3 separate regions of the Mus musculus genome follow, and regions 2 and 3 are each linked to region 1. The links are chromatin loops, found by intact Hi-C in ENCODE. Cell type or tissue: heart. All regions are shown on one strand.

Region 1 (8,000 bases):
CTTCCATGTTTGGAGCTTTGGAAACTGCTGGGAGGTGGGAGGTGGGGGGAGGGAGGAACAGAGCGGCCTCTTTGCTCTCCTGCCCTTCCTCTTTTGTCCCTCTCTTTTCCTGTCTCCTGGATAGCTGTGGCTCCTGACATCATGTTGCTAGGCACCCAGGTCACATCCCTTCACTTTATCTTCTAACACAGCAGCCACAGGACCCTGTAAGTTAACTTTTGTCCCTTCTTACTAAAGAAAAGTGACATCCTCATGGAAGAGTCATTTGCTTATACAGACCTAGAGGGGACTCACTCAGTGAAGCAAAGCAGGTGCCAGTGGGAGAGTGAACCTGTTTCCCAAATACCCCCTGCTTCCATGGAAGTTCAGCTTGCACCTCTGCATGGTGACTGGAATTTTGAGCTGTGATGTGCCAGTGCTGTGCCTGGGTGCTGGGAAGAAAGTTGAACCTGCCCTCCTAGAGTCTGTTTCTATTTAAGGTGGAGAGCTTTGGCTATTTTTAACAGTATGTAGAATTCAGACACTACAACATAACTCAGCCCTGCATGGAGACAGCAAATGCCTGAGTGGCTTCCAGGCAACCATGCGAACCCCCGGACCTTGAGATTTTTCCTTCTGGCTTATTTTTTTCAACTGAGAGATAGATAAAGGAAGCAGTTTAATGAACAGAATTCTATTCAGAAAGAAAAAGAAAAATAGGCGGCTTTTTTTTTTTCTATGTGTCTTTCAGTCTAAATTTGTTAGGACTCTCCAGATAGAACTATAAAGGGAAAACCAGCTATTTCCGTGAGCACTCTTTCAGCTGAAGAAAATAATGAAATTAAAACAATTGGTGGTTGTTCATTAGTCTTGCAAATAGGAATTCGTGACATTTTGTGAAAGGGTACAGAACACATAAGTCAGCTGGTTTTTTAAATTGTTTAAAATTTCCAAGTATTCCTGCCAAGAAAAAAGAATTGGGGTGGGGGTGGAGGGTTTCTTGACTTTTAGGTATAGACAGGCAGACTGTTCACCAAGCTCCTTAAGATAGGGGAAGGGTGGTGTATTGTCACTTACGATGGATGAGAACAAAAGCATGTGGCACTTTACAGTGAGCAGACCTCCTGTATCCTCTAATATCAATATCTCCAGAATTAATAAGCTCATCTCCATAAAAACAATTTTGTTAGCAAAGGGAATTCCAGGGAAGAATAATGGGCTTTGTGTTTGTTGTCTGTTGCCTTCACACACTTGATATTATGTGGTACAGAAATAAATCCACTCAACACTCCCGGGGGAAAAAAAGTAGGCATTTCCATCCATAGATAAAAATAAGCAAAGCCAATGAGAGAATGCTATTCATCCAAATATACAGATGATGTTGGTCAGTTCAGCACAGTAAACTATCATTGTATTCAGGGCCTAAATAATACAAGCCCAAGTGGCCAACATCCTCTACCCCAGCATCTTCAGGAACGTCTGAGTCACTGGTGACTGGCAAGAGCAACATCAAGTTACTTTTACTTTGGCTTCTCTCCTCCTGGCTGCTGCCACTGCTGGCTCCTCCTGTTCCATCTCTTCCTCTTCTTCTGTCTCCTTCCTCTTCTTATACTTTTTGAGACAGGGTCTCAAAAACCAGACCAGGCTAGCCTCAAAGACACAGAGCTCTGTCTGCCTCTGCCTCTGCCTCTGCCTCTGCCTCTGCCTCTGCCTCTGCCTCTGCCTCTGCCTCTGCCTCTGCCTCTGCCTCTGCCTCTGCCTCTGCCTCTGCCTCTGCCTCTGCCTCTGCCTCTGCCTCTGCCTCTGCCTCTGCCTCTGCCTCTGCCTCTGCCTCTGCCTCTGCCTCTGCCTCTGCCTCTGCCTCTGCCTCTGCCTCCCAGGTGAATTAAGGGCATGGCCACCAGGCCCAACAGCTGTTTTCACACAGATTAAGCTTTTTAATAGATGCTAATGGTTAGTAAATTGTTTTGATTAGTTAATAATTAATCTGTGTTACACAGTTTTAGTTTAGGGATCATACTTAAATATAGATAAATAAGTAGTTAAATCATACTGCAGAGAGCTTATTTTGCAACCAAGGAAGTTGTTATTTTTCTAAAAGCTTTCTCTGATAAAGGTTCCAATATTCTCTCCAACGTTCCCCTTTCCTGTTGCCTTTTGAGTTTCCCTGGTTTCCAGTAGTTCTTGAAATTTGGGCAGTCGGTACAACTTGTTTCTTGGTCTAACTCTGACATTTTCTGACAAGCTTTGGTCAGTTGGGGAAGCAAGGCAGTAATCAGTGACCTCCAGCATGCTATGGACTGAGAGCAGCAACCCTCAAGCTGGGCATGTGCAGGAATGTCCTGGTGTCTGGGTGATTCTCTCAGTTTCAGTGACTAGTGATTGTAGCCTTCAGGCAGGTTTGTTCAGTTAGGAGAGAACAAGGGTTATTTGAATATGAGGCTAAGAGTTAACATGTACTCACTCTAGTATGTGGCATGTATTACCATAACAAAATCCAGTCTTGTCCCAGCAATGCCATGCGAAAATGAAAATCTAAAAAAAAAAAAAAGTAAAACAGGTTAAATGTAATCTGTCAACATTGTGACATTATTTACAAATGTAAAAAATTGAACGTCCCTCGGAGCTCTTGACTCTAGCTGCATATGTATCAAAAGATGGCCTAGTCGGCCATCACTGGAAAGAGAGGCCCATTGGACACGCAAACTTTATATGCCCCAGTACAGGGGAACGCCAGGGCCAAAAAGTGGGAGTGGGTGGGTAGGGGAGTGGGGGGGGGTATGGGGGACTTTTGGGATAGCATTGGAAATGTAATTGAGGAAAATACGTAATAAAAAAATTTTAAAAAAATTAAAAATTGAACGTCATCTGAAGTTTTGAAAAGCTGGTTGTCTTTCAGCAGGTTGTATTCCTGTATTCTGTTGCCTGGCATCAACTCTGGAGTCCCCATACCTGTCACAGCCAGAACTGTGCTGGGGGGAAGTACTTATCTCTGGTTTTTGTTTTTGTTTTTTGTTTTTTGTTTTTTGTTTTTTGTTTGTTTTTGCACAACCTGGCAAAACTATGGAGCGTAGAAATGTGTGTAGATTCCTGCATAGGATAGGCCTGGTGTGTGATAAATAATGCTTAGAATCATTTTATCATAGTATCTCCTCCCAATAGAAAACCCTGAGAATAACTATTCAATTACTAATTGTGGAATCTGTTTAGCAACTAGGAAAACATTATGTAATTTCGACAAAAATACACTCAACCATGCATATGCAGTTAATATAATTTTACTAAGCATACATGGAAGAATGAAAGGACCACCATGGTACACAGTGTTATTCTTTGAGAATAGAAGAGTGCACCTTTTAAAGGAAATAAAAGTCCCTGTTTCTTAAAGGAGAAATTCCTTAATAGGAATACAACCAGCCTTCACAGTCCTAGATAACTAACCATTCTGTTTGTTCAAAGAAAACGCCATTTTGTATCTATTTAAAGAGAAGACTGCAAGCCCTTATCTTGGGTTCATGTTAGTTACCACCATTGTTTCCTTCATCAGCAATGGCTGGCAGCACTCAAACACCCCCTGGTGGCAGCATGCCCAAAGTGCTGTGTAGCAGGTGAAGGGAAAAGATAAGTCTAAGGACCAAGTGGTAAATACTCAAAACTGAAAAAAGTCAGCTTGAATCTGTGCTCATTTATATTAGGTTCCATGTGTCAGGCATCATGAAACTATCATTAATGTACATCATTACCAATGAAAATATGCTAGAATAAAACCTGATGCACAGATGTGTGTCTACCCGTGGCTCCTTGTTCCTGGATCTTCTAATTGGTAGGATCGGTTTGATTCAGTATGACCACAATGCTCCACCCAGCCCAAATCTCATCATAGAGTTAAGTGATTCTAGATGCTTTAAGTCTGGCTGTGTTCTCTTGCTGACCAGACACAGCATTGCATGGAGAAGGCGCTGCGATGATAAGACTGCAGCAGGGGGTGGAATCGTTGGAGAAGGGGAAGCGTCAGATAGCCCTGTGATCAGGCATCAGAGCTTGAGTGAGTCTAATGGCGCTTTTCCTGTCCACTCTAGCCCTTTGAAGGAGAGGCAGGGCAGTATTAGATGGAATTATTTTCCATCTTTCACCCAGAAAGTCAGAGCCAACTAGACTTGGGTGTTTTAATTCTCCCAGGCTGCTTAGATTCTGATAAAACCCTCCAAGTTTACCCTAGAGATCAACAGAGAAAAATCCAACTCTTCTGAGCTTCCTGATGAGGGGTTAGACAAAGCTTATGGATATAAACTAGTTGCTCATGAACTTCCTGGCTTACCCTCAAGCTGCATATTTGTAGATCTGATCCCACACAGCCCGCAGAAACTTTGAGAACTAGCTAAGTGGTCAGTCAGCTCTCCAGGTCCCAACAGGAAAGCTCTAGCTAGCAATGCAAAGGTGCTGAAAATTAAATCAGTCTAAAAACCATAGTTGCCAGCAGCATTGGCTGGATCTTTTGACCTGACCTGAACTGAACCATGTCTACTAAAGCCAAAATATTAACTGTTTTCATGTTTCTGAGTAAAGCCTAGAATCCCATCACATAACCATTCAACAGTTTTCCCATATGAAGAACCAGGCAAAGAGAGCTCAGCTTGCCTAAGAGACAGCAGATGTCAGCCTGCATGCTAGAGGTTCCTGAGTTAAGTGACAAAGACCTCCCTGCAGCTTTTACATGCACACACCAAAAAACAACTCCAAACATCAAGACTAACGGAGGAACAAAAGTCTCAGAAGCTGCATCTTAAGAAGAACATCTCTCGATGTCATTTATTTCCAGCTGATTCAGTTTTTCACTACAAAAGTAACCCCAAAACACAGTCTTAGATGCAGCCAAATACTTCTAAGTTGTTCATGTGGGGATTTTATAACTGAGAAATACAGTAACTGAAAAGTTAAACAATCAACCGATGGGTGAACAGAAGATTGAAAGTAAGAAAAGTCAGTGACTCCAAGATAAATAGAAAATGCTCTGTCTGGAAAACAGAGAGAGTAAAGAGAGAGAACCTGAGAAGCCCATGGGACAGTAGCAAAAAGCTCTCACACCGCAAAAGAGGCAAGAAGTGGAGAAGACTCAAGAGTAACTCCCCGGCTTGTGCACTTGGACACGAGATGGGGTAGACAATGTGAGGCTTCAGAGGGGAACAAAGGGACTCTAACTGGAAAAGTCTGGCTTTGTCTACCAAGAGTTGAGAAGTGAAAACTTGCCAGTTGAGAGAAGTTCCAAGGCTGGAGATACTGACTTGGAAATCATTGCTTGTCACTGGAACTTTGGAAACAGAAAGGGGAATAGAAAGGTTAGGCTCCAGTGCCTCGGGGAAACAATAGTACATAAATCTTACTGTGGCTGTAGAGGAATGTGACGTGTATTTATGACCTGGTGTGATAGTGCACGCCTTTAATCCCAGCACTCAGAAGGCAGAGGCAGGTGGGTCTCTGCGAGTTCAAGACCAGCCTGGTCTGTGTAACACGTTCCAGAACAGCTAGGGTTATGATGATGATGATGATGTTGATGATAATAATGATGATGATGATGTTGATGATGATGGTGATGATGATGATGATGATGTAATTATTTTATTTACTTATATCCCAACTGTGGCCCCCTCCTGGTCCCCCCTTGAAGAGTTCTTCCCCTCACCCCCTCCTCTTCACCTCTGAGGGGATGCCCTCCCTAGATATCCCCCCACCCCTGGAGCATCAAGTCTCCACAGGATTAGGTGCATCCTCTCCCACTGAGGTCAGGCAAGGCAGCCTTCTGCTACATAGGTGCCAGAGGCTTTGGACCAGCCTGTGTTTGCTTTTTGGTTGGGAGTGGCCCTATCTTTAAAAAGGGGGGTGGGGAAGGGAAAAGTGTGTTTCTCGTTCTGACATAGTTCAGTGAAAGTCAAACAGCCCCCATCCTGTGTGCTTGCCAAGTGGTTTCCATTCAGTGTGGCTGGGAAGGCAGGTGACAATCACCCTCCATTGTCCCCAGTCCAAATGCAAGGGAAGCTATAAAATGCAACCTTCTTATGTACTCAGGAAGAGGGAAGGATATGACAGATATAAAGTGTGTTTGTCACAGGGACTAAACACACATGCTCCAAGAGCCTCTGCTTAGTTTCTTCTGCTCCAATGCTCTATGTCTCTCAGTGGTGCTTCTCTGTAATACCATTCCTGAGGAATACAAATGTCATGTAAAATGTGGGAGCTCTTGGGATGACCCTTATTCACAGCTGTGAACATCTGCAGGGTCTTCCCTTCATGATGTCCATGGTACTTTCCCAACTCAGATGTAAATAACATGAAGCAATGGGTCATTCTTCCAGCAGCTCTATTTCTCTGTGTGACTCTTTATTTAGTATACAAATTATGTATTTCAAAGAATGGAAATAGGAATCAAACCAACTTGGAACCATCCGCTATATTCCTGCTACTAATTATCAAGTGCCAACTATCTTCTAGCAATGGTGGCGCAGTGTAAAAAGAGCAAAGTCTCTGTCCTTGCAGAGCTAACACATGACAAAATACCAGGCAGCGAGGAGCACACATGGAAGAATAAAACAAGCCTGGTGGGGATTGTTAGTACTGTGTTAGGAGGATGATCCAGAGTAAGCCAGGCAGAGGAATCGGGCAGGCCAGAGAGCCTGCGGTTGGAACAGATTCAGGAAGACCAAGTTGGCGAGAGGGAAATGTGTCAAGCAGCAAGACTGGAGAGGCAGATGATGTGGAGTTTCAACTTGGTCCAGGTTTGACTAGATGTTATTGAGCAGAAAATTGATGGGATCTTGTTCATGTTGCTAAAAATCACTGAACTGACGGAGGGTTGAATATCAGGGGCAAGGGTGAAGTCAGGCAAGGCAGAGCCTTTGGAAGGCCCCAGTAGTAATTCAAGGCAGAAACATGTAGACAGGAAAAAGTCCAGAGCCTGCCTGGGAGGAGTCCTAATCCACAGGGATGCCCATGATCCAGGACACTTATAATAACATACCCAGAGAGCTGGCGTATTAGGTACGAACATATGTTGCTGCTGGAGTGTGGGCAGAAGGAAACACCTAAAGGCCAAGGAGCGTCAGAGCCATCACTGAGAGAGGCTAGGATGTGAGGAGACAGCCTGGGAACCCTCTAAGAGAGAGGGCACTAGGATGTGAGGAGACAGCCTGGGAACCCTCTGAGAGAGAGGGCACTAGGATGTGAGGAGACAGCCTGGGAACCCTCTAAGAGAGAGGGCACTAGGATGTGAGGAGACAGCCTGGGAACCCTCTGAGAGAGAGAGCACTAGGATGTGAGGAGACAGCCTGGGAACCCTCTGAGAGAGAGGGCACTAGGATGTGAGGAGACAGCCTGGGAACCCTCTGAGAGAGAAAACAGGAAGGCGCAGGACAGAAACAGCTTACTCTTTGGTACATTTTGTCAAACATGGTATTTTCTTTTGGCAGCTTAACAGAAGAAAAGAGTATCATATTAAAGGAATTTGAGAAGATACCTAAGCCAGGAGTAAGTATTAGAGTTTATTAAATTCAGCTGTATTCAAAAATCCCTTTAAAAATAATAGCACACCCTGAGACATTTGAAGCACCAATAATCCAGATGCCACGAGGAAGATGGACATCCTTGTGAGCAGGCCCAAGCCAGGCATGCTATAGGCTTTCTGTGCTGGTGTCTACACTAGGCTGTGCTTAGTCACAAAGCAGTACCTGCTTTGTTTCTAGAAGAAAATAAGTTTCTGTGCCTGTCACTTAAGAACATCTCTTCTGTTGTTACTGCACTCAGAATGTCCTGAGCTTCTCAGACCTGGTTCATAAAGACAACACATCACTGTCACACCATGACCAAGGCAACATGGAAAAGAAAGTATATAATTTAGAGCCCATGATTACACGGGTCAGTAGAGGCTTTCGTGGCAAAAGGCAGGCAGGCAGGCGTGGCACTGCAGCAGTAGCTGAGACCTTATGTGGACCCAAAACAGCAAGGCAGGCAGACATACATGGAGAGACACA
Region 2 (8,000 bases), 320 kb before region 1:
GCCTCTCACACAGTGGGCGCGGGGAAAAACTGGGAGAGGCAAGGAGATTCCCGGAACTGGAGCTAAGAAGGAGCAGGATGGGGAAGCTTGAAGTCAATTTAGGGTAACTAGAGAGAGAAGGGTAGGTTAGAGAAGACCGAAGGGTGCCGGTGGCTAAAACCAAGCCCAGGTGGGGATGACAAAGGAAGGGGACGGGGGAAAGTGACAATCTGCAGGGGGCGCAAAGAGCACAGGGCCTGGGTTGGAATCTCCAAGTGTCAACTACTAAATTCTATTATGGAAGAGCGTCTTGAGCAAGAAGTGAGTGGTGAGCCACTTGAAGACAAAAGACTTGAGGGGTTCTGGGTGTAGGCTTCGCCCCGCCTCGTTGTTAGCAGGAGGGAAGAAGAGTCACCTGCCTCTACACACAGCTTCACAACACACCTTTTTAGAGATCGCCACCAAGCAAAACCTGAGGTCTTGGTTTCAACAAAGAAATGAATTTCGGGGCCAACTTGTATGAAGCAAAGCTGGCTTCATTAAACGCAGGAACAAAGGTGCTCCAGTAGAGAGAGTAGAACACACCTGGTCAGACAATTGCGGGCTTCTGAAGGGAGAGTCGACCTTAAGTGTTGTCTTCACAATGCTGACATCAGTATTTTTTCTTGTGACTTTCAAGGTTACATTTCTAAATGTTGCCAAGAAACTACTACCCCTTTTCTTTTTCTTTCTTAATTTCTTTATTCACTTACTTCCCGATTGCAGCCCACCCCTCTCCTCCCCTCCCAGTCCCTTACAAGCCCCTCCCCCACTACCCCCTTCCCCCTATCAGAGGAGAAGGGAAAACCCTCCTTGGGTACCACCCCAGAGTCCCAGAAGGATAAACATTCCCCTTTTATTAACATCACCCAAAGAGTATAGTCTGTAACAAAGTTAGATTAAAAACCGAAGTTTCTTTTTCTCTCAGTAACTAACATATAGTGCATTTATGAACAGCTTCATTTAGTTCTGGGAGTGGGGAGGCCAGGAATTCAAGATAATGTGTCATTTTGACCTTATGTAAGCAGAGCCTAATTACTGGCCTCGACATCCTTGGTTGAAGTGTCTGGAGATACAGCACCCAGCCTCAAGTGAGCACAGTTGAAGTCCATTAGGTTCTTACCCGCAGACTTAAAGTCCTTTCTGAGCAGTGAAAGTAGATCAGTTCTGAAGGAGCAGGGTTTCCTCCTCTACCTCCGCCTCCAGTCCCCTCCAGTCCCCTCCAGTCCCCTCATTCTGCCCTGCCTCGGGAGGACAGTATGGTATTGAAAACCAGGTTTTGTACTCCTGGGGGCAGGGAGCTGAGAAATCACTGGTGACTCCCATTTATCTGTATGTTATGTTACGCGGTGTATGTTATGTGGTGATACAGCGGGAGTTCTGAAATGGGGCGAATGAGGGAGTTCTAAGGGAGAGAGAAGAGTGCCATTCAACCTCCAGGGCAATTGGGCACAACACTTCCTTTTAGGATGGCTTTTCCCCGTGATTTTATCCAGATGATCCCTTCAGTCACCTCTGCTCACACATTAACAGCAGGGGCAAGACAGGTTTTGGGCACACTCATTCACTTTCCCTCAGACCATTAAGGTGACTTCTATTCTGCCAGGTCTCTCTGTACTTTGTACTTGTTGCAGTTATCTATGCATGTTTGACCTCTTCTGAACATTGCCTGTGTGTTCTAAGTAAACCTAGTTGTCCATCCACAACACTGTTTCCCTACAAACCTGTGTACACTCTGATAAAGGAAAAACCCAAACCAAAGCCTACCCATGCCAGTGGTTTGTAATGGTTTGTAAACTCTTACTTGCCAGGGAGACTGAGGCTGAAGCTTGCTTGAGCCCAGGCATAGGGATGGTAAGACTCAAAAATAAAAAACACAACCAAAAAATAAGCAAAATAAAACCTCAACACCAAACCAAACCAAACCAAAACCACAACACTTGCCTGATCTACTAAGCTTATTGAATCTGCTGATTGATATTTAATTTTCATTGGTTTTGGAACCAATTACTTAAATCTATTGTTATTTTTACCCAATTCTTTTCTATTATAGGAATCCAATCATGAATATAATAAAATTCTACCCTTGTCCTCTGTTTTAGCTTTTGTCCAGCTACCTCTTTTTTGTCTTCTGGATGATATTTTGGATATTTTTCATTGACTTATTTAGTGGATTGCTAACTTTACTAATTCTGCTTTTTGTTACATCTCATCCCATCTGTTGAATACAATAAGTGAAATCTTAATTGTAGATAATGTATTTTTCAGTCTTGGAATGCCCATTGATTCCTTTTAATGCATTCCACTTATTAAAATTATAAAGATACTTTTTCATCTATTTTGCTATAATCTCCTGTTTTCAAACATGTTAATGATTGTTTTGTAAAAATCACTCTCTGGAAAGCTGGTCACACATGTCTATAATCCCAGTTCTTGGGGAGCTAGGACAAGAGGCTTGCTTTGAGGCCAGGCTGGGCCACATGTTGAGTTCAAGACACTTGGTAAGCCTGAATAAAACAAAAACAAGAAGAAACACAGGTTCCTTCAACATCTGGATAATTTTTGGGTCTGTTGTCTGTTGTTTCTTTTCTTCCAGTAATTACCTCTACACACTGAGTGATTTTTTTTTGTTGGCTATCAAGTAAAAGAGAACAGTAGACATTCTCCACAATGCATTCTTCAGCAGAGAAAGTCCTCCCTTTCCTCACTCTAGAGGGAAGAGCTGAGCTCGATCCAGGCGGATGAAGCTGGCTGCTGCTCTGCTGTGCTGCAGGAGTCCTCCCCTTTTCCTGTGAATCTCTCTTAGAGTTGTGCCAGCTGGCTCCCAGCTTCCTTCATGAACACCCTAGACCCAAACATATTTGTTACTGAGCAAGTGATCACAAAAGCTGGCTGGTTTTCTTTCTACTAGTGGCAGACTATCCTCTGCCTGGACCCAGTCTTCATTTTAGACCCAGAGCTGGGAATGAGAGCTGAGCTTTGTCAGTTCGCTGAGGAAGAGTCTTCCTCCCATGGAATTTTGACCACTCTCCAGTGTCTTACTCTATGTAGGATGCGTCCACCCACGTAGAGGCCGGTGATCAAGACTGGCTCCTTAGTAAGTCACTCTCCTGAAAGTTGTTCTCTGACTTCCACACATGCACACACAGTAAATAAATGAGTTTGTCAATCTACAAATAAATAAATGTTAAAAGCATAAAAATAAAAAAGTAATATTATTCTGTCAGGAAATACTCTTTCTCTGTCTCTTTCTCAGATCATGTGATTGCACTTACATCGAGCTAGCCTTCCCCATCACTAGAATCTAATAAGATGTTCTTGCCGTCTAAGAATATTGCCTACATAAAAGATATGAACATAAAAAGTTGTAGCATCTTTTCAAAAGATCTTGGAACTAAGTATTTTAAAATATTTTTGGAGGTATGTGTTTCATGTGTATGAGGGTCTCTTTGTTCTTTGATGCCAGACTGGTTAGTCCTTGAGTTTCAGGGAGCCTCCTGTCTCTAATCCCCCAACCCAGGGCTGCTGGGATTATAGGTGTGTGCTCTTGAACCTGGCATTATGTGGGTCCTGGGGATTCAAACTCAGGTCTTCAAGTTTGTGAGGTAAGTGCTTTACCCAGTGAGCTATCTCCTCAATTCAGAGTTAGATATTTTTACATGTTTGTTTTATATTTTAAATATATGAAGTAAATGGTTGGATACTTAGAAAACTGGGCAAGAAATGTTTACTCTATGTAAATCATTTTATGGTTCAAGAACTATGTGTTTTAGAAACTCCAGACTAAAGAAATATGTAATGGCAACACCAAAAGGCTGTACCCACAAGGAATTATGGGAAACATAAGTACTGATGCTTACTTCTGATTCAGTATAGTCATCTCTCAGAATGCAGGCACTGTGCATCCTGTGTGAATATCTCACTCTCTGTCCTTTGGAGGTATTTCTGAAAGGCACTTATATTTTTAAACAAATTATTAAAGTAGGAGCCCATGCAATGATGCTCAGTTGGTAGGATTTGGGGACATCAAAAAAATAGATGTGTATATGTATTTCTCTAGCTTTCTACTTGGTAGAACTGGGTACATTACCTACTAACACACATGCCTGCTCCAGAGAGATCAAAGATGAGCTATGTATTCATGGATTCAGTGACCACAAAATTGTTAAACAAAGAAACCTAGCAATTGTATCAGTAAGAAACTACACTTCCAACTGTGAGGTTGATTTCAGTTTAATGTCTAGGAAAATGATAGCAGTGTGCAAAGCTGGGTCTTCCCAGCAGAGGGCGAGCTTCAGTCACAAATCATGACTTGAATTATACATATATATGCATATATATGTATATGAAGTCTATATTGCTTATATTTTAAGATTCAGTTGTCAATTTGTACTTGAAAATGCATTTATTTATAAGTCACACAGATTCTGTTATTGGTTATTTGCTTTAAGGGCAGGTATCTGTCAGAGGTGCAAAAAAGAGGCACAGTGATTTGCACTTTCTTTCAAGCTATATAAGAGGTTCAGAAAGGAAATTGCAATACGGCTAGGCACCTTCACTCATATTAAGGCAGGATGAGGCAACCCAGTAGGAGGGAAAGGGTCCCCAAGGCAGGCAAAAGCATCAGAAACAGCCCTTGGTCCTTCTATAAGGAGTCCCACAAAACCACCAAGCTACACAAATATAACATACATGCAGAAGGCCTAGATTAGACCTATGCAGGCTCCCTGATTGTTGGTTCAGTCTCAATGAACCCCCATGAGTCCAGTTTTGTTGATTCTGTGGGTTTTCTTGTGGTGTCCTACACAACTTGGTATGCCTTGTTTGGTTGATATCAAACCTTGGGAAGCTGACATTTTCTGAAGGGAAACAGAAGAGGATGGGGGGTGGGGGTGGGGATGGGGATGGAGGAGATTGGGGCAGAGGGAGGGAGGGGCAACTTTGATTGGGATGTATGAGAGAATAAATTAATTTAAAAAGAAAAAGAAAAGGAAACTGCTTGAGCCTGAAGACCAGCCTGGGGAGCATGGTAACGGCTGCCTCAGTATAAACATTTTCCATAGTTACGAGAACCAGGAATTTGTATGTAGCAAGGGACAGTTTGCAGAGTTGGGAGAGGAGGGCTGCTTTGCTAACTTATTTTGCTGGACCTTTGGGTAAAGCTTATGGTTTCTTGGGTGTGGGGGACAACACTTTGCAGCCCAGCCAGTCAGTTCCCAGATGTAGTTCTAAGAGAAACCAACACAGAAGATAGAAAGCTGCCAACTCATTATTTCACCAAGAGTTACTTTATCTAGGGATTAGCCACATAGGATGATCTGTTTCTCCATTGGTGATGCAGTCTGTCAGGTATTCTGGTCTCTCACATCCATCCCAGTGGCTGCTGCTTCTCACTTGTGATGTAAATCATCCAGTCTGAGCTAAGCAAGGCACTGTTCCCGTAGTCCCAGCAACTTGGGAGAGGCAGGAGGGTTGCTCTGTCTGGTTATTCAGACCAGCCTGGATAACACAGCCAGACTCTGGCTCAAATAGACACTCCCCTCTCCAGTGCTGGTCCCAAGGGGTGTTTTCTACTCCCCAAGGTAGCTGCTACATGGCCAAGCCAGTTGGATGCCTTTAATAAGCTCAAGAATGTTCCATATATAAAGCCATTAAAGTTAAAAAGTGGTACCATCTGTTTAAATTTTGACAAGACATAGCTGATTTACTTTCAAATGTTCATTATTGAAATATCAAGTAAAGCACACCAGAAAGCAGTGCTGCGCTAGCTCCGTCTCCACCTCACTTGGGCTTGTTTCATGGGGTTTGGGGAAGGAACAGGAAAAGCTTTGAACAGTGTTTAGATTTCTAGAACTGTGATTCTCACAGGACACTTTTTCTTATTAAAGAAACCTCTTCTTTCCTTTCCTTTCCTTTCCTTTCCTTTCCTTTCCTTTCCTTTCCTTTCCTTTCCTTTCCTTTCCTTTCCTTTCCTTTCCTTTCCTTTCTCCTTCTCCTTCTCCTCCCTCTTCTCCTCCCTCTTCTCCTCCCTCTTCTCCTCCCTCTTCTCCTCCCTCTTCTCCTCCCTCTTCTCCTCCCTCTTCTCCTCCCTCTTCTTCTCCCTCTTCTTCTCCCTCTTCTTCTCCCTCTTCTTCTCCCTCTTCTTCTCCCTCTTCTTCTCCCTCTTCTCCTCCCTCTTCTCCTCCCTCTTCTCCTCCCTCTTCTCCTCCCTCTTCTCCTCCCTCTTCTCCTCCCTCTTCTCCTCCCTCTTCTCCTCCCTCTTCTCCTCCCTCTTCTTCTCCCCTCCCCTCCCCTCCCCTCCCCTCCCCTCCCCTCCCCTCCCCTCCCCTCCCCTCCCCTCCCCTCCCCTCCCCTCCTCTCCTCTCCTCTTCTCTTCTCTTCTCTTCTCTTCTCTTCTCTTCTTTCCAAAAGGTGTAGACATCTAAGACATCTATACTGTTTGTTCTATTGTCTGCTTAAAAGATATATTCTATTGTCTGTTTAAAAGAACAAAACATTTCCAAATAGATATGTGCTTTCTACATATCCAATTCTGTAGAAACCCACCCAAGGCATCAAGAACCAAGGCAACTCCCTTTTATACACAACAGGCGCTTTTGTCTGCTGAGTGGTCTCCCCTGCTCTTCTCTTTGCTCAGAAAGAAACTATTGAGGAGTTAGCTCTGTGGTCCTTGCTTAGCATCTCCAAGGCCCTGGGTTCCATCCTTAGCACTTCAAAGCAAGCCAACAGAAAATGCTTGTTTATTCCCTATTCACCCTGTCTCATTGGCTGTGTGCAGTTCACTCAATGTGTATAGCAAGCAGCAAGCTGTGTCATTTTGTCCATTAGGATCAAATGAACAGTGATATTTCCTTGAAAAATAAACTTTACAATATTGCTAGCTCCATCTTGTCATTTTGGAGACTCATCTCAATTTAACTAGGCTTTTGCAGGTAAGGTTTTGGCAAAGAAGCTTTTTGATCCGGAGAGCTTGGAAATACAAGGCAACATGCACTTTCTAGTACTCCAACCCCTCCCTCCCTCCCTCCCTCCCTCCCTCCCTCCCTCCCTCCCTCCCTCCTTTCTTTCTTTCTTTCTTTCTTTCTTTCTTTCTTTCTTTCTTTCTTTCTTTCTTTCTTTCGACAGGTTGCTCTGCGTAACAGCCCTGTAGATCAGGTTGGTCTTGAACTCACAGAGATACCTGCCTCTGCCAGTCCAGTGCATGGAACAGGTATATGCCACCACACCTGTACCCCCATCCCCCAAATTTCTTAATTCCCATAAAACTTAGCTCCAGTAACTCACTAACTCCCAGACTGCTGTGTACATGCGAATTTCTCAAGGAGCTTGCTAAAAATACAAAGCCCTAGGTAGTAGCATCCCGAGAAAGCAGGTTGCCATCCAAATACTTCTAGAGTAAATGCCTTCTAAACACCAGATTTTGAAGGAGGGCATGGGCTGAGGAGTAGGGAAAGTAGAAGCCTCTGGGCTCTGTAGACCCACACAACAAAGTGCCAGAGACAACAGGGCCTTTTTCAGCAGAGCCATTCAGGGAGCGGATGTATGGAAGGATCTAGCGCTATTATTAAGTCCATTGATGCGTTTTTGGTAATAGCCACCTTTTAAAATCTAGCTTGCAGCTGTGGTAGGAACCAAGGGTGTCTTTCTTTTTTTTTAAATTAATCATCCCATTTGTTTACTTCTCAAATGATATCACTCTTCCCTGATACCCCTCCACAAACCCCCTTCACATCTGCCCTCTTCCCCTCCCCTTTGCCTCTATGAGGGTGCTCCCTCATCCACCCACCCACTCCAGCCCCACCACTACAGCATCTCCCTACACTGTGGCATCAAACCTCCACAGGACAAAGGGCCTTCCCTCCTATTGCTCTCAGGCAAGGCCATCCTCTGCTACATATGTGTCTGGAACCATGGGTCCCTCCCCTCCTTGGTTGATCTAGTCCTTGGGATCACTGGGTGGTCTGGCCAGCCGACATTGTTCT
Region 3 (8,000 bases), 55 kb after region 1:
ACTGTGTTCCACGGAGTTAATATGTTCCACGGAGGGCCTGTGCTCCGCACAGAGAACATGCTCCAAAGAGAGCCTGTGCTCCAGGGAAAGACTGTGCTCCACAGGGAGACTGTGCTCCACGGAAAGACTGCGCTCCAGGGAAAGACAGTGCTCCACGGAAAGACTGTGCTCCACGGAAAGACAGTGCTCCACAGAAAGACTGTGTTCCACAGAGTTAATACGTTCAACGGAGGGCCTGTGCTCCGCATAGAGAACATGCTCCACGGGGAGCCTGCGCTCCAGGGAAAGACTGTGCTTGGGAAGGGGCATAGGGATTCCCCTCTGCACAGCACCACCCACCTCACAGGCAAAGGTAATGAATATTCATTCTTGTGTCTCCAGGCTTCTGTATCTGCTCGGAGCCATAGCCTCCCCTCAGAGGCTGGCATTCCCTGCCCTCTGTCTTCTTTCCTTCCTTTTCCTTCCCCTTCTTCCCACTCCTGCCCTCTCTTGCCCTACTCAGCAAGACATTTTCTTTCTTTCTTTTTTAATGCCAAAGAGACCTCTGTGTGGTGACAACTGCTGAGAACTGTACAGGAGCACAATAAATGCATAAATCTTCCACCTTAGTGGGTTCTCTGTGACCTCAGCAGCAAGACACAATGCCACTGTATTTCAGTTCAGCCTCTTGAGGGAGATAGTTCATTGGGCTTTTTAAACAGTTTTCTTCTATAAAACCCTGTGTACTTTTGTGCTCTTTAACTTTCCTGTAATGCCTGTAAGTTACTGTAAATGAATGCCTGGCACAACCCTCATATAATGCTAACACACGGGAGGCTAAGGCAGGAGGGTCAGGAACTCAGGGTCAGGTCCCTGTCAGACACAGTGAGCTCAAGGGGGCTACTTGAGACATGGTTCTTGTCTCAAACAAATAGTCAGAATAAAATATAAAATTAAATAAACTTAAAGGATGTAATAGTTCCTCACCTGTGTGAACATCTTAGCCCCGCCTTACTTGGGTATGCATTTGTGTTCTACTGTTTCTTTCCATGTAATAATTTCCACGTGTCATGAAACTTTTTACACTAGCTTTAATGACTGGATGCATTTTGTGAAAAGTACTAAAGTTGATATTTTTTCTTTGTCCCACATGTTTCTTTGACCGTTGTTAATAGCCCTACACACACGTATGCACAGGTCCACAGGTCCATGCCTGTGCACACACAGGTCTGACAGACAAGTCTGCATGAGTGTCAGCCACTGGGATAGTGTCCTGTCATTCAGGAATGTCGTTGTAAAGGGGGATAGAGGGGAATGGGCTGGCTACAGCCACAACTTTTCAGTCAGATTCAGTTCCCAGAAGTGGAACTGGTTGGGTCTCATACGTTCACAAGATACCACCAAAATACTTGGAACGTTTTCAGATGTATGAACCTTGTTAATATCATAACTTCAGGACAAAATTGTTGTCAATTTGATAGTCAAAAAACAAAACCAGATGGGTATGGCTCAGTGGGTGAAAGTAGGTCCTGCAAGTCTAAAGACCTGAAGTCAGGTCCCAAGAACCCATGTAAAAGCTACAAGCAGGGGCGTGTGTCTGGAACTGCAGAATGTAAGCACTCATGTGTTCTTTATTACAGGTTATAATTGCATGCTTATTCCTGTGACTGATGCCTGCTTGCTGCTGGATACCCAGGCCAACAGTCCTGGCAGCACCCATTGGTGAATAGTTAGCAGAAAAGACCATCAGAATGAAGCTGTCCTTCCTACTGTCTCTGAGGACCACTGCCTGGCAGCACTCTGAAGCCCACAGACTACTTACCAAGCCCATGAGCAGCCTCTGGTGCCGGTCTTCCTCTTGTAAGAATGGTATTAATCTTGGCTCTGAAATTGAACAGTCAAGGGAAGGGTTGTGTTCAGGAAGTAGGCTAAAGCCATACAAGCCAGTTCTCGACTTGAGCCCCTTAAACCTCAAGGGGCCTAGCCGTAGGGATGGCAGGCCTCGGGGTATGGCTATGTGGCTCCCTTCTACCTCCTGAGCCCATAGTGAGTGGCCATGAAAGCGACTGAGCTGGTGGACAGTCAACTGCTAGGGAAGACAGTGCTGATGGGTACAAGTCATCAGACTGAAAGGACAAACAGTTAAACCAAATGTCACTTTCCCCACTCTGACTGATCCTGCCCTAACAAGACAGAAGGGGCAGGCTAGCAGGCAGGGCTTCCCAGAGCTCCCCTAACAACTGTCCCACTGGGTTCTTCTCTCAGAATCTCTAAGGTCCCGGAGCAGGTAGGAAGGCAGAACCCACAGGCTGATGCTTCCTCTTGAAAAGGCATGGGTGCTCTAAGGCCCTTCAAGATAAACACTTTCTCCACCCTGTTTAATTAACCCTGTGGATTAGGATGGGAGAACTCAGAATATGCATTTAACAACCTTAATTTGCAGTGTTCAGTTTTAGGCAATGACAACATTCCTCATGGGAATCAAAGCACAAGACAGAAAGGAAAAGTTTTAACGAGCCCTGAGATGCCTAGCGCCACACAGAGCTTCGAAACATCCCCTAGGCAGCAAGAAAACCTCCCACAACTGTCAGCCACAGCAGGAAGATGACCCTGTCTGGTAGGGTATAGTCCCTGCCTACAGGCAAGGATGGTCTGGTAAACACACCCTCTTCAGGCTGAGGCCAGTTCCCCGTGGAGATAAATCACCTTCATGGTTCACTGGGCTGTGTATACAGCTGCTGAGCATGCTGTTATGCCCTTTCCAAATTAAATTTTCATTAGGGTCCCCACACATATGAAAAACATCCAAGCCCATAAAACAGGAGTAGATAAAAACAGTTTCCATAATGAAGACTGGCCTTCATGAAGCATAATCACAAAGGCCTGGACCTGGGTATATTCACTGTTCTCCCTCAGTTATCACAGAGTAAACCCTCCTTGCTGTCAAGACTTAATTTAGCTAATCCTGGCCTTGGAAGGCCTCCCGAGACTCCCTCTATCCTCCACGAAGGGGAGGGGTCTGGCCTAGGCCTCTTGTCCCCTACACACTAGACCCTGACTACATATTCTCTAATGGCTCCTTCTGTCCATACTCTCCCCTCAAGCTAGCCCCAAGGACAATGTTGGCATGTGACAGCTAGCTTATGGTTGGCATGTGACAGCTAGCTCTAGACTCTAAGGAGGTGTCCACGCCACTGAACGATACTGCTTATCCAATGGCCCATCTTTGCTCCCCTAGGACCACACCCAGGGTATGACCTGATGGGAACTAAATAGAAGGCCCATCAGAGACTTGTGTGAGCACAGCTGGAGAGAAAGCAGCTCCTGCCAAGTATACCCTGTGGGTACAGCCAGCAGCCATGCTAATTAGATCAGCTGTGAGAGGAGAAGACCCAGAGACTCCTTCAGCAAAAACATACTTGGCTGCTGACCCTGGAGGTCCCAGTGCTAAGACAGACAGTAACAGAGCTATGTGGTCGTCCTGACAGGGTGAACTAAGAGCTGTTGCCATCCACTACTCTCCACTGTACTGCTGGGAATGATTTTCTTGCCAACCCATTGGTTAGGAAGAACAAGGTTGCGACCGAGATCCGACTTTAACACAGGTCTTTTCTTACCCAGTGTCCTCGTTTCCATGCTAGCAATCACCCTGCAAAGAAATTCTGTGTTATCTCCAACAGAAGCATCACTTTAAAAACTTCAAGCCACAGCACCATGCAGATGTTTCCCCTCTAAAGCCCCAAAAACCATGCAGAAACCATTCTCTGGCTACCTGAAAACTCAAAAACTTTAATCAGTGTACTGAAAGGAACATTAAGCAATTACGAATCTCAAAGCCCTTTAGAGCCAACAACAGCAATTATTTAGAAAAATTGCAGCTGTCAGTTATTGGAAATAACGAAGGCTAAAAACAGAACAGAGGCCGGACTGAGGCCTGCACTTTTAGTTCTCTGAGATGACTCATCTACCCAGAGAATATGCTTTCAAAATAAGAGCAAGTTCCACCAACCCAGCCCACCAACAATTAAAGCAAATCAAACTACTATGTCTTTCATTGCCAGTACTCACTTATAAAAGCCGACTTTACCATTATCCATCATAAGTGGTCCTCTATAGGGTGTGTGCCTATAGAAGTGTCTCCCTCTAGACACTCCAGCACCCAGTGGTCTACAGGAAGCCAAGGACAGCAGTTCCTTGAGAGTTGACCACACAGGCAGCCAGCCAGGTCCATGATAGCCAGATCATACTTACTTCATTGCGTTTTCAAGAATGTTCCTCACGTACATTGTGGATCTCCTTTTGCCCGTTCTCTAGGGGTGAGAACACGTCAGGATAATGGAAGGTGAGATTTTCCTGGATAGCTTTTTTTTATTAACAGCAAGAACAAATAGCAATCTATTAAAGGGTTTAAAAATAATATCATTTTCCATGTTAAGGAGAGCACATTTTTTTAAATTAAACTTTATTCTCAAAGAACTCTATGCAACAGTAGTACAGGGGTCCCTTGGACCCTTCATCCTCTCTCCATTAATGCTTCTATCTGATATAGCTGCACTACAATATCAAAATCAGGAAGTGGATATGCACAGTATGTGTCTAGTTCTATGCCACTCTGCCATGTGTGTAGATTTACGTACTACAGTGTACACTCATTGCTCTTCGACTATAAATGAGCCACATTTGCCTTCCTCCCCCTACTCCAATTTCCTCCTCTAAGAACAAACAGTATAGAGCAGTCCTCCCTGCCCACTGGGTTGTCAGTGAGGTGATGCGGGTGGTGACAGAGGACTGCGTGGCCACCATGGGCCAGCCTCCACTGCTAGCTGTGTGCTCACCTCTTCAGAGATCAGGTTATGCCATTCCCTCCTCACGACGCTGTTGTGATAGTGCAAGTGAGGTTTTGTATACTTAATGTACTCAAGGTTGGAGTTCAGCTTTGCCCAGTACCCCTTCAAGCCGTAGACCTGGAGACAAAAAAAAAAAAAAAAAAAAAAAAAAAGCATTAACTTGAACAGCAGGCACTGTCTGCCGTCCTGCAGCAGGGACCACATGCCTCACTCCATGCCTCTTGGGTGTTGGCATTTCCGAGCAACTCCATCTTTCACAGAACAGGGACACCCACGAGAAGTTGCAAATTGAGAGCCTAGCCTCTCCTCTTTTCTCTTCCCATTTACAATAGAGAGAACTACAATTCACTTCCCAAAACTAAGGACTTCCAAGTTGGTTGGCTCAGCAGGAAGCCATTTCCTCCCTGGAGAGCGATTCTCCTGGCCTGGGTGGTGTCACCACACTGTGTCCCGTCAGAAATGTACTTGTAACTCAGAACAACTGGAACAGGCTGGCTTCCCTTCTAGGCTTATTCACTTCCAAAACCCAGGAATCAAAATGATAACATAAACTCATTTCACAATAATTGTTAAATTCTCTCAAAAAACAGAATTAGTTGGCTTTTAAATCTTTGAATTATTAGTGACTGAAGAATATAACCACTTTTGAAATAATAAAACTCTATACTACTGTATATTTAATGTTGAAGGATATCATGATGATGTCTGTAGCTATGGGAGTCTGGTGAGTGCCATCATGGTGATGTCTGTAGATATGCGGGTCTGGTGAGTGCCATCATGGTGATGTCTGTAGATATGCGGGTCTGGTGAGTGCCATCATGGTGATGTCTGTAGCTATGGGAATCTGGTGAGTGCCATCATGGTGATGTCTGTAGATATGGGGGTCTGGTGAGTGCCATCATGGTGATGTCTGTAGATATGGGGGTCTGGTGAGTGCCATCATGGTGATGTCTGTAGATATGGGGGTCTGGTGAGTGCCATCATGATGATGTCTGTAGCTATGGGGGTCTGGTGAGTGCCATCATGGTGATGTCTGTAGATATGTGGGTCTGGTGAGTGCCATCATGGTGATGTCTATAGATATGGGAGTCTGGTGAGTGCCATCATGGTGATGTCTGTAGCTATGGGGGTCTGGTGAGTGCCATCATGGTGATGTCTGTAGATATGCGGGTCTGGTGAGCGCCATCATGGTGATGTCTGTAGATATGGGGGTCTGGTGAGCGCTATCATGGTGATGTCTGTAGATATGGGGGTCTGGTGAGTGCCATCATGGTGATGTCTGTAGCTATGGGGGTCTGGTGAGTGCCATCATGGTGATGTCTGTAGCTATGCGGGTCTGGTGAGCGCCATCATGGTGATATCTGTAGATATGGGAGTCTGGTGAGTGCCATCATGGTGATGTCTGTAGATATGCGGGTCTGGTGAGTGCCATCATGGTGATGTCTGTAGATATGTGGGTCTGGTGAGTGCCATCATGATGATGTCTGTAGCTATGGGGGTCTGGTGAGTGCCATCATGGTGATGTCTGTAGATATGCGGGTCTGGTGAGTGCCATCATGGTGATGTCTGTAGATATGCGGGTCTGGTGAGTGCCATCATGGTGATGTCTGTAGCTATGGGGGTCTGGTGAGTGCCATCATGGTAATGTCTGTAGATATGTGGGTCTGGTGAGTGCCATCATGATGTCTGTAGATATGGGGGTCTGGTGAGTGCCATCATGGTGATGTCTGTAGATATGGGAGTCTGGTGAGCGCCATCATGGTGATGTCTGTAGATATGGGGGTCTGGTGAGCGCCATCATGGTGATGTCTGTAGATATGGGAGTCTGGTGAGCGCCATCATGGTGATGTCTGTAGATATGGGGGTCTGGTGAGCGCCATCATGGTGATGTCTGTAGATATGGGAGTCTGGTGAGCGCCATCATGGTGATGTCTGTAGATATGCGGGTCTGGTGAGTGCTGAGATTTCCTGGGATTTCCAGCTTCCTGTGTTCTAGAACAAGAGGCTGAACGGGGCTCATGGACAGCCGCAGATGTGGAAACAGTTTTCTGAGAGAAGGAAGCAAGCCAGAGCTGGGAGAAGAGTCGGGAACTCAATGGCAAACGCTATAGGGAGCACTGGGACTTTATATCCTGGTCTATGAGGCCATTTATGTAGCACAGGCTGTCTCATGTGTGCCCTGTTTTATGTCCACCTTGGCAACAGTGGTCTTCTCTCCATTGTACTCTCCTGCCTCACTGGGATCAAGCAGTTTTTAATAATACAGTCTTACCAAGATAAATATATTTATAAATAATTGTCCAGGGCTAGCTACATCTGGCCTGACAGCTGTTGCTTACTGAGGTGACAGTCTTAATAGGATGCACTAAGACAGCTTATGCTCAAAGGGTCCCATATATCCCCTCAAAACAGACGCTGTTGCCTTTGTTAGTGGTTACCCTCCAGAACATGGAGAAAGCAAGCCAGTGCAGACCTGGAAACGTCAATTCCTACTGGCTGACCAAATCATCTGTGTGCACTGGCCAGCTTCCATAGTGTCAGAAGGTGCTACACATACTAGTAGGGGATAAAGTACTCACCAGTGAACCCAGCCATCTAACTCATCTACATACACCCCCACCACTCAGGGGTCATCCCAGAAGAGTGGGCAGAAAGGCTGAAAGAGCAAGCGGGGGTGGAGAACTACTGTAAACTCTGTTTTCCAAACAGGACAGGGCCTGTGCACACATGACCTCATAGCAGCTGTGAATGAGTGCACAGAACTTGCACAAGACCAAGTCAGCAGATCCCAGCATGGAGGAGGGAGGGGCTTATAAGCGCTATCAGCAATCCCTAGTGGCTGGACAAGGGAGTCTGTTTGCTCCAGGGATGCAGCCCCTGTGAGGCTGCCCATATTGCTGTGGATGGGCCAATAGATGAACAATTTGGCAGCACTGAGACGATTCAGTCAGTGAGTTTTAAAGAACCACGTGGAGTTGGGAGGGCAGTGGCTGAGGATGGGGAGGAGGTGGAGAGGAGGGAGGATGGGGAGGAGGTGGAGATGAGGGAGGATGGGGAGGAGGAGGAGATGAGGGAGGATGGGGAGGAAGTGGAGATGAGGGAGGATGGGGAGGAGGTGGAGATGAGGGAGGATGGGGAGGAGGAGGAGATGAGGGAGGATGGGGAGGAGGAGGA

What was found. Peaks named below come from ENCODE experiments on the same cell type or tissue, not always from the same donor. Only the 100,000 strongest peaks of a DNase experiment are listed, where the experiment ranks them.
Region 2: it touches region 1 in a loop (2.0-fold over the local background); 4 of 42 quality-filtered maps call a loop at or near these places.
Region 3: it touches region 1 in a loop (4-fold over the local background); 8 of 42 quality-filtered maps call a loop at or near these places.

The regions. Positions count from the first base shown.
Region 1 is chr5:21,322,241-21,330,240 of GRCm38, reverse strand. It overlaps Ccdc146 (coiled-coil domain containing 146), which reads left to right. Exons shown (of 19, transcript NM_029195.1): 5 at 7,440-7,497. Among named protein-coding and RNA genes, the nearest start is that of Fgl2, 46 kb to the left of the region's middle. RefSeq lists an enhancer at 1-1,087. In heart, a CTCF peak has its summit at 3,549 (motif pointing left); a DNase peak (open chromatin) is centred at 410; H3K4me3 peaks cover 661 bases; H3K27ac peaks cover 3,599 bases.
Region 2 is chr5:21,637,446-21,645,445 of GRCm38, reverse strand. All of the region lies in intron 1 of Fbxl13 (F-box and leucine-rich repeat protein 13), which reads left to right. Among named protein-coding and RNA genes, the nearest start is that of Fbxl13, 4.2 kb to the left of the region's middle. In heart, CTCF peaks have their summits at 215 (motif pointing right) and 4,300 (motif pointing right); no DNase peak of the experiment used is centred here; H3K4me3 peaks cover 526 bases.
Region 3 is chr5:21,266,845-21,274,844 of GRCm38, reverse strand. It overlaps Gsap (gamma-secretase activating protein), which reads right to left. Exons shown (of 31, transcript NM_175437.3): 20 at 4,815-4,943; 21 at 4,231-4,289; 22 at 3,597-3,628; 23 at 1,802-1,863. Among named protein-coding and RNA genes, the nearest start is that of Gsap, 85 kb to the right of the region's middle. In heart, a CTCF peak has its summit at 7,666; DNase peaks (open chromatin) are centred at 3,344, 3,904, 5,234 and 7,604.